2 separate regions of the Mus musculus genome follow, and region 2 is linked to region 1. A link is a loop called in an ENCODE intact Hi-C map of the cell type or tissue named here. Cell type or tissue: left cerebral cortex. All regions are shown on one strand.

Region 1 (8,000 bases):
GGTATCCAGAGACGGGCAACTTTCCTCGTGCACAGTCCAACCTAAGACACGGGGCCCGGTGGCAATAGGGTTACCCTATGACGGATAAGGCTGTGACATTAGAGGAACGACTTAAAACAGGAGCCACGGCGGATGGACATAATTGCACAGGCCTAGTCCAGCCTCATTTTATTAAAACAAAAAGGGGGAGATGTGGGAAGCCACATGTGCCATTGCAGAGTGGTGCTGACTACTGCTGGCCACCACACATAAGTTTGGACAAACAACCAATGTGTCCATATGCAGTAAAGCTTTTTGCAAAGACACATTCTGGCCCGGGCATGATAATGAGGTACTGAGAGTATAACCAATCAGATGTGAGACATGCAAATGAGGTATGATAATGAGGCTCTGTGAGGTACAGAGAGAGAGAGTAGCCAATCAGATGAGGAACATGCAAATGAGGCTTAGTGCATAACCAATCCGGGTGTGAGACACGCCTCTCCTAGGCCTATATAAGCAGCACCAGTTCTGGGCTCGGGGTCTCTTCGCCTCTGCAATCAAGCTCTCCCAATAAACGCGTGCAGAAGGATCCTGTTGCAGCATCGTTACTGCTGGCCAGTCCAGCGCGCGCAAGAACGAAGGAGGGGCCATTGTCTGACAAAAGTACCTTAGGGATGCCAAATCTTGGGAAAATTTCCTCTATTTTCTTTGCCATGACATTGGCAGTCTCCTTCTTAGTGGGGAAGGCTTCGACCCACCCTGAAAAAGTGTCTACAAAAGCTAATAGATATTTATTACCGTACTTGGCTGGTTTAACTTCAGTAAAATCTACTTTCCAGTATGCTCCTGGCCGGTCACCTCTTAGCCGCCTTCCAAGGGCATTCTTGTGGTGCCCGGCATTGGTGAGGGCACAGGCTTGGCATTTATTAACAATCTCCTGGGCAACGTCGGACAGTTTTATAACATAGTAGTTTGAGCTCTTAACAATGCCTTTGAGCTTCTTAGTTCCCAAGTGCGTGAGCTGGTGTAGATTGGCACATATTGTTGCAGATCTTCTGGAGTGTAGTCAAAGCCCTTGTCTATGAGTTCATAATGGTTCTTAAGTTCTTTATTTTTTTCTCTAGCTATGAGGATCATAGCTCCTTGGGCCACCTGTTTGGCAGCCAGGTCAGCCATCTGATTTCCCTTTGCTATGGCATCATGGCCTTTCTGGTGACCAGGGCAATGTATGATGGCCAGTTTTTTTGGCAACTGTATGGCTTCTAATAGGCTCAAGATTTCTTATTTATTTTTGATATCTTTCCCAGCAGATGTGAGTAACCCCCTTTGCCTATAGATTGCCCCATGTATGTGAGCGGTGGTGAAAGCATACCTACTGTCTGTGTAGATATTGATGTTCTTCCCTTTTGCCAGCCGCAAGGCTTGGGTGAGTGTGATTAGCTCTGCTCTCTGGGCTGTCGTCCCTTCAGGCAAGCTGCTGGCCCAGATAGTTTGTTTTCCATTGACCACTGCTGCTCCTGCTTTTCGCTTTCCTTCGACCAAAACGCTGCTACCATCCATGTACCAGTTGGGGCAGCCTGACCATGGCTGGTCAGTGAGGTCTTTCCTAGTTCCGGATTCTTCTACCAGGATGTCCATACACTGGTGTACTGGTAGGGAGTCGTCGGCTTCTGGCAGCAAGGTGGCAGGATTCAGGACAGCAGGGGGTGCAAACTGCACTCTCTCAGTCAGTAAGAGGCTCTGATAATGGGTCATATGAGCATTAGTTATCCAGCGATCAGGTGGTTGTCTATCGATGCTTTCTAAGGCATGGGGAGCTACTACTATAATTCGTTGACAGTTTGTCAGCATCATTGAGAAGTAGTGCCACAACAGTGATAGCTTTTAAGCAAGATGGCCACCCACTGGCCACTGGGTCTAATTTTTTTGACAAGTAGGCCACAGGTCGTTTCTATGGCCCCAGAGCTTGGGTCAGGACCCCTCTCACTGTTCCTGCTCTTTCGTCTACATAGAGAGTGAAAGGCGTAGTCAGGTCCGGCAGGGCTAGGGCTGGTGCACTAAGAAAGGCCTTTTTAATCTCTTTAGAGGCCTCCTGGTGTATGGGGGTCCATGAGAAAGTCTCAGTCTCTTTAGTAAGGGGGTAGAGTGGGGCTGCCAGGGTGGCAAAGCTTTTTAACTGGTAGCAACGGAGTATTCCAGGAAGACTGACAAGGGACCAAAACACCTAGCCTTTGAATGTGAGGTCTGATGCCCTCTCGGGCCTCTTTGCTCATGGGGTATTGTTGTACCCTGACAGGAGTTGCACCAGTTTTCAGCATCACAACGATGGGGGCACCCTCTTTGCCTCTCTCATACCTCTAGTCTCTGCCCAGGCTTGAGTATATCTCTCTAACCAGGTCCCTTCTAGTACTTTTCTCGATGGGGCTTGAGGCTCATGTAATCTATATTTTTCTTTTAATTTTAAAGCTAAAATTATAGAGATAGGGGCTTGCCAAGAGACTGAAGTTTCTTCTGAAGAGAAGCTTATTTGGACTTTTAATTTTGATAGTAAGTCTCTCCCCAACAATGGGGTGGGTGGGGCATTCAGGAATGACGAGGAAGGAATGAGTTACTTGGCTTCTTCCCAAATCAACTTTCCTATCAGTGGTCCGAGAGTATGGTTTCTGGCCAGTAGCCCCGATTACTACGGTTTTCTTGTTCCTCAATTTCCCCAGTGGCTCTTTCAGGACTGAAAACTCCGGTATCAACAAGGAAATCCATAGGGGTCCCCTCCACAGTTAGGGTTACCCTAGGCTCGGGGAGGGGGTCCAAGCCCCGTCTCCCCTAGTCTTCATCCTCTAGGGTAAGGACCTTGGGTGGTCTGATGTCTGTCTTTTTCTTGGGGCAGTCTCTTGCCCAGTGTCCCTTTTCTTTACAGTATGCATATTGGTTCTTATCTAGAGGTGGTCGTGAAGGTCCTCTGGAGTTTTGAAGTCTCTTCGGCCCTGTGTTGCCCAGGTACCCTGTCTGTCTACTCCCTCCCCCTTTTCTATAAACCTCCTTATCACCTGTGAATGCAGCCAAAACCCTAGTTAAATTTCTTTCCTGCCTTCTATCTTGTCTACTTTCTCTTTCTTCAGCCTCTCTCTTTTCTCTTTCTCTTTTTTTTTCTTCAGTCTCTCTCTTATGGTACACTTTCTCTGCCTCCTTAACCAGATCTTGCAAATATAATGTTTGCAGACTCTCTAGATGCTGTAACCTTCTCCTAATGTCAGAAGCAGACTGCCTGATGAAAGCCATGGCCACCGCCTGTTGGCCCTCTGAAGTAGGGACAAAGGGAGTGTAATGCCTGTATGCTTTTAAGAGGTGCTCCAAAAACACTGCTGGGGGCTTCTTTTCCTCTTGTAGGATCTCTCTTACCTTGGCCAAATTGATGGGGCACCTGTCAGCTCCTTTCAGTCTTGTTACCAGAGCCCGGCAGAAAATTGTCAACCGCTCCCCACCTTCAGGCCTGTTAGGGTCCCAGTCAGGACATGTCAGAGGGAAGCCTGCATCTATTTCATTCAGAAGTTGTGTCGGTAGTCCATTGGCCCCCAGCATGCTCTTTCTTGCCTCAGCAGAGTCCTCTCCTTCTCCTCTGTGGTGAAAAGAACCTGTAAAAGATGCTGACAGTCATCCCAAGTGGGCTGATGAGAGAACATGAGAGATTCCATTAGATTAGTAAGACTAGAGGGGTTTTCAGAGAAGGGGGCATGGTTTACCTTCCAATTATAGAGATAAGAGGAGGAAAAAGGCCAGTACTGAAGGGGCTGCAGTTGTCTGGGGTCCGCTGGAGGAGGGCCATAAGTACATAAAGGCAGTGAGGTGGTTGAATCTGGTTCCTCTGGGCTCTGAGCTCGCAGGCCTCAGGTTCCAGCAGCTGGTCCCTCCCCCACGTCTCCAGCAGCACCCTGTTGAGAGATCTGGGAGGGGACCGGTTGGGGGTATGGGAGTGGGGTGTTACACCATTCTGGAGGTTCTTCTATCTATGGATTGACCTTGGGAGGAGCCGAGGGTTGTGGTTCAGCCCCCACCGTTTTTATCTTAGTTTTTTTCTCTGAGTGGCAGAGAGCCAGGATTCGGGAGCCCAGCTTGTTCTTCTGAACCCAAAGCTTCAACCAGGATGGGGGGGGTCCTGCGCTAAATTTTTCTAGATGAGAATGTAGGGCACTTGATCTGGCTGAGACCCTGGTCCCCTCTGCAAAACAACAACTTTAACAGCAGAAATCACAACCAAACCAAGAGTGCCCTCTGGTGGCCAACTAACATCAAAAGCCGGCCATTCTGTAGAGCAGAAAGTTCTCTAAAATCTCATTCTGACATCTACAGACAGAATGTGAGTCTTAATCTTAATTTCAGTCCAATGCTCAAGAGTCAATCCAAGGGGAGAGCTACTAGTCTGTCCAATCGTCAGAGTCACATACAGGGAAACAAACAAGATATACACACAAAAAGATTACAATAACCGAGACCAGGACCTAATCAGACGGCCGAGTGAGCACACTCTCACTTGGCACCCAGTAACAGAAACAGATGGCTAAGTGAGCACACTCTTACTTGGCACCCCGATGGGAGATCTCCAGGCGTCCCTAGAACTCCTTCAGACCTCCTGGGACGTCTCCCAGGGTGACAGCTAGTTACTCCTGACACGTCTGTCAGTAACCCTCCCCTCCATCCTGGACAAGAAGTTCGTTGCTCTCACGAGAGTGGACGACTGCAAACCGAGAATACCAAATTCAAACACAGCCAGCAGATGAAGACATAGACAAAGATACAGACAAAGATAGGATCCTACCTCCAAGCGGGGTCTCTGAGAACTAGGGTAGGCCACAAATCCCGGACGAGCCCCCACATGTAAGGCCCCTGAAGCTGGGCCTCCGCTCAAGTCCTGGAATGAGCTGGCCAGCACCCCAGTGACCCAAGAGAAAACCATACCTGATGCAAACTGCAAGAGGTTTTATTATCAGCTAGCTGAGGACAAAGTCCATCCGCCGTGCAGGGCAGGGGAGTTTGACCCTGAGCGGTGACAGTAGGGGGCTTTTAACAGATAGCTGAGGAATTGGGAGGAGTTGGGAAGAGTTGGGAGGAGTTGGGAAAAGTTGGGAGGAGTTGGGAAGAGAGTTCTTCTCTTCCAGGTGTCCTTGGTGAAATTTACAAGGCAGGAGTGGGGTGTGAGTTCTTTCTGAATTTTTATCATCATGTCCTCGGCACAGGAAGGCAGGCATCTCTGGTTGTAAAGTATAGAAACAAAAAGGCTTTTTGCTGGCTATAGAGAACAAAGAGCCTCTTTCTGGGTGTATTTTTAGAGATCAGGGAAAACAAGCTTGGGGAACGTCCAGGTGCTTTACCTTCCAGGGAGAAATGCTCTAAGTCGGGGTCCCACATGATGACACCCAGTATACTTTGACACCCAGTTTACTGTGACACACACCCAGTTAACTGTGAAACTCAGTTTACTGTGACACCAAGTTATTTACTATGACACCCAGTTTACAGTGAAACCCAGTTTACTGTAACACATACCCAGTTTACTGTGACACCCAGTTGTTTACTGTGATGCCCAGTTTACTGTGACACCCAGTTGTTTAATGTGACACCCAATTTACTGTGACACACACCCAGTTTTTTGTGACACCCAGTTATCTGTTACATGCAGTTTACTGTGACACACTCCCAGTTTACTTTGACACCCAGTTGTTTACTATGACGCCCAGTATATTGTGACACCCATTTTTCTGTGACACCCAGTTATTTACTATGATGACCAGTTTATTGTAACACACATCAAGTTTTTTGTGACACCCAGTTTACTGTGACACACAACCAGTTTACTGTGACACCTAGTTTTCTGTTACACCCAGTTTACTGTGACACACTCCCAGTTTACTGTGACACCCAGTTGTTTACTGTGACACCCAGTTGTTTACTGTGACACCCAGTTTACTGGGACACCCAGTTGATTACTATGATGCCTAGTTTATTGTAACACACACCCAGTTTTCTGTGACACACAGCCAGTTTACTGTGACACACACCCAGTTTACTGTGACACCCAGTATTCTGTTACACCCAGTTTACAGTGACACACCGCCAGTTTATTGTGACCGCCAGTTGTTTGCTGTGACGCCCAGTATCTGTGACACCCACTTTACTATGACACCCTATTGTTTATGTGATGCCCAGTTTGCTGTGACACTCAGTTTACTGTGACACACTCCCAGTTTATTGTGACACCCAGTTGTTTACTGTTAATCCCAGTTTACTGTTACAAACAGGTGTTTACTGTGATGCCCAGTTTTCTGTAACATCCACTCTATTGTGACACCCAGTTGTTTACTATGTTGCCCAGATTTCTGTGACACCGAGTTTATTGTGACACACACCCAGTTTACCCTGATGACACCCAGTATACTGTGACATCCAGTTTGCTGTGACACCCAGTTTACTGTGAGAAACACCCAGTTTACTGTGACAACCAATTTTCCATGACACACAGTGTACTGTTGCACCCAGTTTACTGCAACATACACACCCAGTTTACTGTGACACCCAGCTAACTTTGACACACACCCAGTTTACTGTGACGACACCGAGTTTAGTGTGACACCCAGTTGTTTAGTGTGACACCCAGTTTACTGTAACACACACCCAGTTTTCTGTGACACCCAGTTTACTGTGACACACATCTAGTTTACAGTGACACCCAGTTTTCTGTTACACCCAGTTTACTATGACACACTCCCAGTTTACTGTGACACCCAGGTGTTTACTGTGACGCCCAGTTACTGTAACACCCTGTTTACAGTGAAACACAGTTTACTGTGACACCCAGGTATTTACTGTGACACCCAGTTTACTGTGACACTCAGTTGTTTACTATGATGCCCAGTTCTCTGTGACATCCTCTTTACTCTGACACCCAGTTGTTTACTGTGACACCCAATTTACTGTGACATACAACCAGTTTACTGTGACACACACCCAGTTTACCGTGACACACACCCAGTTTATTGTGACACCCAATTTAGAGTGACAACACCCAGTTTACTGTGATGACACCAGATTTACTGTGGTGAGACACAGTTTACTGTGATAACTCACAATTTACTGTGACACTCTGTTGTTTCCCGTGACGCCCAGTTTATTGTGACACCCAGTTGATTACTGTTATGCTCAGTATGCTGAAACACCCAGTTTACTGTGATACACACCCAGTTTTCTGATACACCCAGTTTACTGTGACACACACCTAGTTTACTGTGATGAGACCCATTATACTGTGGCACCCAGTTTACTGTGACACCCACTTTACTGTGACACCCAGTTGTTTACTGTGATGCCCAGATTTCTGTGACACCCACTTTACTGTGATACCCAGTTGTTTACTGTGACGCCCTTTTTGCTGTGACACCCTGTTTACTGTGACACACACCCAGTTTATAGTGACCACACCCAGTTTACTGTGATGACACCATGTTTATTGTGATGACACACAGTTTACTGTGACACCCAATTGTTTACTGTGATGCCCAGTTTATTGTGACACCCAGTTTACGTTGACACCCAGTTGATTACTGTAATGCCCAGATAACTGTAACACACACCCAGTTTTCTGTGACACCCAGTTTACTGTGACACACACCCAGTTTACTGTAACACCCAGTTTACTGTGACACACACTATTTTACTGTGACATCCATTTATACTGACGACCCCAGTTTACTGTGATTACACCAGGTTTAGTGTGATTACACACAGTTTTCTGTGACACCCAGTTTACTGAGACACACACCCAGCTTACTGAGACACACATCCAGTTTAACTGTAATACCCAGTTGTTTACTGTGATGACCAGTTTACTGTGACACACACCCAGTTTACTGTGATGACACCCAGTATACTGTGACGCCCAGTTTATTGTGAAGCCCAGTTTACTGTAACACCAAGTTTACTGTGACACCCAGTTGTTTACTGTGAAACCCAGTTTTCTGCTACACCCA
Region 2 (8,000 bases), 130 kb before region 1:
CTATTTAATATGCCTTAAACAGTTCAATGACTGAGCTACTCCCAGACTTCCACGTTGCTAATGCCTCCCCTCCAATACTCCTAAGTTATTACTTCCTAAAATCTATAGTCCATCTTTGTTACCCTAGACCAAACGGGGGAGTGGGTGGAGGGAGTCCTGGGGCCATTTTCCCTAGGCTCTTACATGATTGGTGTGCTCTCTCTTCTGCAGCTCTCAAGCCTGGATCTTATTCCTTTCCCAGCATGGTGATTCTCCTTTCTCCTTGGTCCCCTTGCCTCTGATTCCTAAAGTCCTGCCTCTGTTTCCCTGCCCAGCCATTGGCCGCTGGTAACTTTATTTTCAAATCAGAACCAACTGGGGGCAGGGGCTCTCAGCATCTTACATTCAGATTCTTGTGCAATTTTGGGAACCCAAATAACGTAATGAAAGTGTTAGACCAAATCCACAAGAGAGGTGAATGTCCCTTCTTCACAGGTCACCCAACACTTCTGTGAGACACACTTGCTCAGAAAAGCAGGAGATGAGGGGTGGGTGAGATGGCTCAGTGGTTAAGGCAGCTGCTGTTCAAACCAGATGACCCAAGTTCATTCCTTGGGGCCCACCCAAGGGAGCAAGGAGACACAGAGTTGCCCTCTGACATCACATGTATGCCCACACATCACACACATACACATCAATGTGTGTATTAATAGTTAAGTAATTTTAATAATAAGTAATTTTTAAGTGACAAAAAAAAGGTGAAGAGCAGTCTGTGCTGCACACCTGTGATCCCACCATTGGGGACACATGGTGCACTGCACACCTCTGACCCCACCACTGCACACCCGTGATCTCACCACTGGGGAGGATGAGGCACAGAGCAGCCATCTCAAAATAAAAAGCAGGAGTGCTTCATTCTCTCATTTATAAACTGTTTTGTTGTTGATTGGTTGTGTTTGGTTTTTACACAAGTGTACTGTTTTATTGGCAACTCTGGTTACCAGTAATGTTTTAGGTATAAAGAAACGAGGTAAATAGATTTGATGCATTTAAGATTCGATGTACTTAAATAGACTTGATACATTAAATAGATTGATACATTTGATACATTTACATTTGAAACAGCTTAACTTTAAGATGCATAAATTTGCTGACAGCAAACTCAAACAGATCTGCCTGCCTGTCTCTCAAGTGCTGGGATCAAAGGCACCACCTCTCCAGGCACTGTAGTTGTTGTTTTTGTTGCCATGGGAATCACTCAGTCTTTGACCCCTGGCTAGTTACTGAGTCCTTCCAGTTGATTTAAGCCCACCATCTTCCTAGCCACATGGCATGACAAGATGTCTCAGGCCTGGCTTCTTCACTTCTTATTTAGACTTGGCTCAGTCCATTTCAGGCAACGCTGTTGCTATTTTTAGTGAAAATGAGTATTTTAATGCCAGGCCTGTGTCTTTGTTTCTTCTCCCATGGCTGTGATAAAATACTCAGACGAAAGTGGCTTTAAAATGAGATGATGCATTTGGCTTGCCATCCCAGCTTACAGTGCATCATGGTGGGAAGCCATGACATCCGAGGCTTGAGCATTACATCATCACAACCATAGTCAAGGAGCAGAGAAAGACAATCCATGTTTTCTGGTGCTCAACTCCCTTTGCCTGTTTTCGGGATGGTCCTGTAAATGTAATTAGGATATTCTCCGTCAGCCAGGTTCCAAGGCTCATCTCTCAGGCAATCCTAGAGTCGGTCAAGTTGACAGTTAGCATTATCATTTGTCATTGCAGAGGCCTGTGATCCCAACAGTTGTAAAGTCAAGGCAAGAAGATTGCTTTGAAGGACAGCCTGGGATATGTAGGGAGAACCTGACCCAAAAATTTTTTTAAAATGTATTTCAAGAACACTGCAGTGTATGTGATCATCTGTAAAAGTATATTTTATTCTTCTGGTGTGATTGTCTTCTTGGAGGCTTACTACCTCTGTCTGCTAACCTAGGCCTAGTCCTGGAAGCTTCAAATCTCTATACAATCTTATCTAGGCCTAGAAGGTTTTCAGCCTCTGAGACTTACTGCTAAATAAGTGCATCCTTTCTAGCTCTTTCTGAACTCTGGCTGGCTGCTCAACTCAGCTAGCCGTTCTGGTTCAAACTCCACTCCAAGTTGACTGATTCACTCTGACTTCTCTCTTGGCCTCTGGCTTTTTGCTCTGCTTGGCCTTGAACTAACTCTAGCAATATGTCCTAACCTTCTGGCTCCTTCTCATTCTCTGTCTCGTTCTGTCTTCATCTGTGTCAAGCTTGTTCTCTCTGCAACCTGTCTTTATAAAACTCTCCCAATAAAACTGCCTTTGCTCTCTCTCTACATTGCCCCTCAAGTAGCTTCCCGTTCCTCTCTCTTCTTGGGAGAATTGGGCAGATTCTATTCTGTTGAATCTTTCTCTGACTTTTCACTTTCTCTGCCACTCAATTAGACATCACTTGCAACATGGGTGCTTCCAACTACAAACTAATTTTACCTTTACTGTTTGGGATTAAAAGTGTATACTAAAGACATGTCTGTATTCTAGCCAGAGGGATTAAAGGTGTGATTAAAGGCTGAGCCATGCTACAATTAAAAACAGGTTTGTTTGTTTGTTTGTTTTCAGTTAACACAATCTCAGAGTTCTCAGTGTGATCAAATATCCTGCAACAATCATTAATTTAGTACAGCCAAGGATCACCTGAGAAGACAGTCTCAGTCAGGGGTTGTCTAGATCAGGTCGGTTGTGGGCATGCCAGTAGAAGAGTGTATGAGTTATGATCTTCACTGTGTTAACTGATGTAGGAAGACCCAGCCCACCATGGGTGGCACCATTCCCTAGGTAGGGGATCCTGGACTAGATGAGTGAAGAGAGGTGGCTGAACACAAGAAGCATGCATTTATTTATTCTCTCTGTGCCTTTGACCCTGAATGTGACTAGCTGCTTCAGGTTCCTACCTTCGCTTCTCTGTGACAGCAGACTGTAACCTGGAATTGTAGGCTGAATAAATGGTTTGTTGTTGTTGTTGTTGTTGTTTTCCCTCCTAAAGCTGCTTTTGTTAGTACCTTTTATCACAGCGACAGAAATGAAACTATGATGACCACAATCTGGATACTATGGGGCCTCGTTGCTACTGGGCTAGTCACTAATTCTGGGCTTTTTTTAGTGGGTAGAGGCAAGAACTCTTCAATCCTTTATTTTTTCAAGATGGCACCTTATATAGACCAGGCTAACCTTAAACTTGAATTATATCTTAGGATAACTGTGATCTCCTGATCCTTCTGCCTTCCACATCCCTACTACTGGGATTACAGGATTACATTGACTAATTGTTTGTTAGACACTTTCAATAGAAAACTAAGATGAGGACCCTTGAGATGATTCAGCAGGGGTGAAGGCTCTTGATGCCCAAGCCTGAGAACTTGAGTTTAATCCTTAGAACCCCCATAAAGGTAGATAGAAAGAACCAATGCCACAAAGCTGTCACCTGATCTCTCTCTATGTCCAGATTATGTCAACTGTGACCCCCCCATAATAATAAAGTAATTCATAGAAAAAAATTCTATGGAGTTCTATGGAAATTCAGATGGAGTTACCACCTTCATCATGTGTCTTTGTCTTTCTCCCACCCAGAGAACCTTACCTCCAAACAGTAGTGTTAGAGGCTCAAATAACAACTCATTTGCTTTGTGTCACATAGGTGGTACAAAAGTCACAGGATAGTGGCAGCAATGCCCCTGCCAACACTGTGCTCTCTGACGCTGTTATCACTTTAAGCGCTGCTTTATTCTTAGGGCATATTACACCCGAGGAAGCAGACAAACGACTATGCAAAGTTGGTACTCAGTTCATGTGTTTCTTTGCCTCCTGCCCGCCTTCTTCCTCATTCTCCCTTCCCGTCCTCCCTTTCCTCTGCTTTTTACTCTTGCCCTGCATATTCTCCCCCTCTCTCCCTTCTCTCTCTCCCCCTCCTCTCCCTCCCCTGCTTCTTAATCTTTCTCCTGCATATTCTCCCCCTCTCTGCCTCTCTTTTGTGAGTGTTTTTGTGACGCTATGATGTAATAAAAATTCGTATTTGGTCTCTAGATCAGGTTCTTGAGACAGAATCCCTAATGTCCTTGTAGATGTGAGTACTTTGTTCCATTTGGGGTTTTTCACTCTGGATTCCTGACTTTGATCTCCTGAGATAGCTGTAGTTGTCTGAATGGGGAACAGCTGACAGGAACACCTACATTTCCTAAGTGGTAGGAGCCCCTTGGTGGGCTCTGAGCTAGCGTCAAGATGGGGGCTAGTTGCCGGGGGAGAACCAGGCTAAGAGGGCTGAGAATTTCAGGTCTACTTTCAAATTTCAGGGAAGGATAGGGGCTGAAGATAAGTAGTCAACCATGGCCAATGATGTCATTGTGTCCTGGTGATGGTGAAGCTTCTGTGATGAGACAGAGTTCAGAGAGCTTCTCAATGGATGAACATGTAGGGGTCCTTGGAGGTGGCAGAGCTGGAAGACAAGGATGCTCTGCCGCCTAAAGGCTCTTTCTGTCCTGATGGAGGCATTAATGCCTTCACAGAAAAGGGTTATTAGAGAATCTCTGCTTTACTGAACATAAAGACCAGAACCAGGTTTCACGGCCAGCCTCAGTAGACTCTCCGCACGGTGGCGCTGTTTCCCTACGTTGTCCTGTCTATGCTGGGTCACAGCCCTCTTAGTGGCAAGAGATAAAGCCAGAGCCAAGGCCAGACTGACCTCTGTTAACCCCCAAATGTTCCTAAAGCTATTTTTAAAGTTATGGAACATCTACCCTAAAATTATCATTTGCTTCTGAATTTGAAAAGCAAGCAAGAATCATTCTTAAATTGGTTGCTGGAAATTGAGACTCAATTAAAGATTCAATTTAAGTCTTTTTAAGGGGAGATTTTAAAGCAGCAACTAAGAAAAATTAAAATTTGAAGACCCGTGTGTAGAAATTATAACTCAAGTTATGAGAACACTTACGAAGAAGCCAACACCCCCAGCACACATGAGTGCTGTCAATACTTAGGATAAAACCTCTCTTTGGGTTTCTTTTGTGTTTGTTTAACACAGTCTTTCCGTGTAGCCCAGGCTGTCCTAGAACTCACAGAGACCCTCTTGCTTCTGCCTCCAGAGTGCTGGGATTACAGGCGTGGTCCCCCACACTCAGCTTGTTTAATGTCCTAAAAAAAGAAGAAGAAGAAGAAGAAAAAAGGCTAGCCTACATCTTTTTTTTTTTTTTTTTTTTTTTTTTTTTTTGGTTTTTCGAGACAGGGTTTCTCTGTGTAGCCTTGACTGTCCTGGAACTCACTCTGTAGACCAAGCTGGCCTCGAACTCAGAAATCCGCCTGCCTCTGCCTCCCAAGTGCTGGGATTAAAGGCGTGTGTCACTACCGCCCGGGTAGCCTACATCTTTTAAATTCTTGTGCAACCAGAGCTGGCTATATACTGTGTTTTACAAGAAATGAAGTTTACTGGCTGCAGACCTGGCCCACAGACCTCTGATTCAATCCCCCATGTCCTCTCCCTTTCTTCACCTGGATGGAGACGGTCCCCCCAGATGCTCTAGTTTCTCAAGGTGACAGACACCCTTGTGGGAAAGAACGTGGGTGCCTGGATGTCTGTGTGGAGCAGAGCCTCCTTGGTAACTGACACTGGAGCTGGGATGAGAAGCAAGCTCGTGTCCGGGTGGTGTGTTACCACAGCTAGCTCACCTACAGCTCAACAACAATGTGACTCCCATGTCTGTGGGAGCTTCTGCCTCTTTCAAATTCTCTCCTCTCATTAACTCAACCAAAGGACCAGAACTTCTCAGGCTACTTGCTTAGGGTCACCAAACCACCCTCACACTGATCTCTCTTTGGGGGCAGAATCTTTCCCAGCTCCTTCAAGATTTAGTGTCTTTCCAAGACTGGCCACCAGACTTCTCATCAGAGGTTACATCCCTGTGCTGGTTAGCGGTTTGTTAACTTGACAGAAGCTCTAAGACCATCTGGGAAGAGGAAAATTAATTGGGATAATGTTACCATAGGATTGGCCTGTCGGCAACACAGTGGGGCATTTTCCCGATTCATGATTGATATGGGGAGGCCACAGCTCATTGAGGGTGGTACCTGGGTAGGTGGTCTCCTTCTATCCGTTGGGGAGCAGAGTGGGTGGTAACCAGGATTCCTCCATAGTTTCTGTTTCAGTTCCTGCCTTCAGGTTCCTTCCCTGACTTCCATCGTTAATGGCTCTTGATGAGGACGTGAAAGCCAAATAAATCCCTTCTTCCCCAAAGGACTCTTGGTCATGGTGTTTATCACTGTAATGGACCGCTAACCAGAACACCACTGCTGTGTTTCTCAAGTCCTTCTCCTCAGCATCCATGTCCCAAAGAAACGGACATCACTCCTCTGCCTCTTGCTTCATAACAGCCCCGAGCCTCTGCACCTCCCTGTGGCTTCACCTCTGTCCTCCATTGGGTGGTGACAGATCAGGTCTTCTCCTCAGAGCCCCCTCCCACTCCAAGTATAACCCCCACATGGACTCTTGCACCAACTATTGCAGTAACTGTGTTTAAAAACGAATGTGAGTTGTTAATCCCACCAAACAAGATTACCCAGAGTCTTTGGTCAAATTCAGCAAGCTTGATTTTCTGTCAGGGCCATCTCCCTAAAGTGGGGTTTGTGGAAATAGTATTGAACATATGAAAAAGTAGGGCTTCTATAGCCCCCCAAAACCTGCAAGACTAGAAGAGGTCTAAGGGTTGGGAAGATTTCCAGAGGAATTTTAGTAGAAACTTGGCTGAACATCTAAAAATTATTTGGTAGAACATCTTATCAGGATGGAGGTCAGGGTACAGGGTGCGGAACATGTCAAATTCCAGAAGATGGGTTAAGACCTGGTTAAATCCAGGTTTTACAGAAAATAGGAGTGACTTTATAATAAGATGGCTTTTAATCTTAAAGTGGAGTCAGAATGGCCCATCATCCTCTTGGGTCTTATGTGTCCCTTTCAAATTCTTAATAGGGAACGGCCATTTATGTCTGTTGTATGGCTAATAATGCCAGCAGACAGCAAGTGTCTTAGCTTTTGTTGAAAATGGTTATTAATTAGCTCTATTCTTAACATGACACAGCCAGACCCCCAATAATTGAGAGTGAGTACTATCAATGTATTTAATCAGCTTAACACAATGACTAGGTGCTTATCCCTAATCTATTTTTATACACTTGACTGGTTAATTCCCAGCTGCGCTCCCCAAGTTACTTGCTGTTTGAGTCTCCCTGGGCTGCCTTCCTGCTCCATCAGCTGGTCCTCAGGATGCTCTTCTCATGGCTCATCTCCATTTACAGCAGCCTCCTCCTCTCTTCCTTTTTCTCCTCCCTCTTCTCTCTCATGGTCCTTGCCTGCAGCCTCCAGCCTGTTAAGGAAATCACCACCTACCTTCATTCTCCCTAGTAATCGGCTGTGGCCATTTTTATTTAACCACTCAGAGAAGATTGGCGAGCAAAGTTTATACAACATTATTTGGTGTACGAGAGAATTTGCTCATTGAGATGGCACCCAGATCTTGGGGACTGGTGTTTAGCATTTGAGTATGTTAGCAGCACCAGGCCAACTCTCTATACTAGCATTTTCTATTTGGCAAGAGACAAAATTTGTATCATAGCTAGGGTCTCTAATTTGGTCTGATTGGTTAGTGTGGGAAGCCACATGTGTCGTTGCAGGGTGGCGCAGGCTACTGCTGGACACCACGCATAAGTTTGGGCAAACAACCAATGTGTACATATGCAGTAAAGTTTTTTGCCAAGACACTGCCTGACCCAGGCATGATAATGAGGTTTTGAGAGTATAACCAATCAGATGTGAGACACGCAAATGAGGTATGTTAATGATGTTCGGTGAGGTACTGAGAGAGAATAACCAATCAGATGAGGAACATGCAAATGAGGCTTAGTGCATAACCAATCTGGATGTGAGACACGCCTCTCCTATGCCTATATAAGCAGCACCAGTT

The links. A loop is a pair of places that touch in the nucleus more often than their neighbours do. Peaks named below come from ENCODE experiments on the same cell type or tissue, not always from the same donor. Only the 100,000 strongest peaks of a DNase experiment are listed, where the experiment ranks them.
Region 2: a loop joins it to region 1, with 3 times the contacts of the local background. A loop is called at or near these places in 5 of 42 quality-filtered maps.

Annotation. Positions count from the first base shown.
Region 1 is chr17:48,200,114-48,208,113 of GRCm38, reverse strand. No RefSeq gene overlaps it. Among named protein-coding and RNA genes, the nearest start is that of Trem1, 29 kb to the left of the region's middle. In left cerebral cortex, a CTCF peak has its summit at 4,222 (motif pointing left); a DNase peak (open chromatin) is centred at 4,218.
Region 2 is chr17:48,333,710-48,341,709 of GRCm38, reverse strand. No RefSeq gene overlaps it. Among named protein-coding and RNA genes, the nearest start is that of Trem2, 8.7 kb to the left of the region's middle. In left cerebral cortex, a CTCF peak has its summit at 4,643; DNase peaks (open chromatin) are centred at 4,645 and 7,338; H3K27ac peaks cover 209 bases.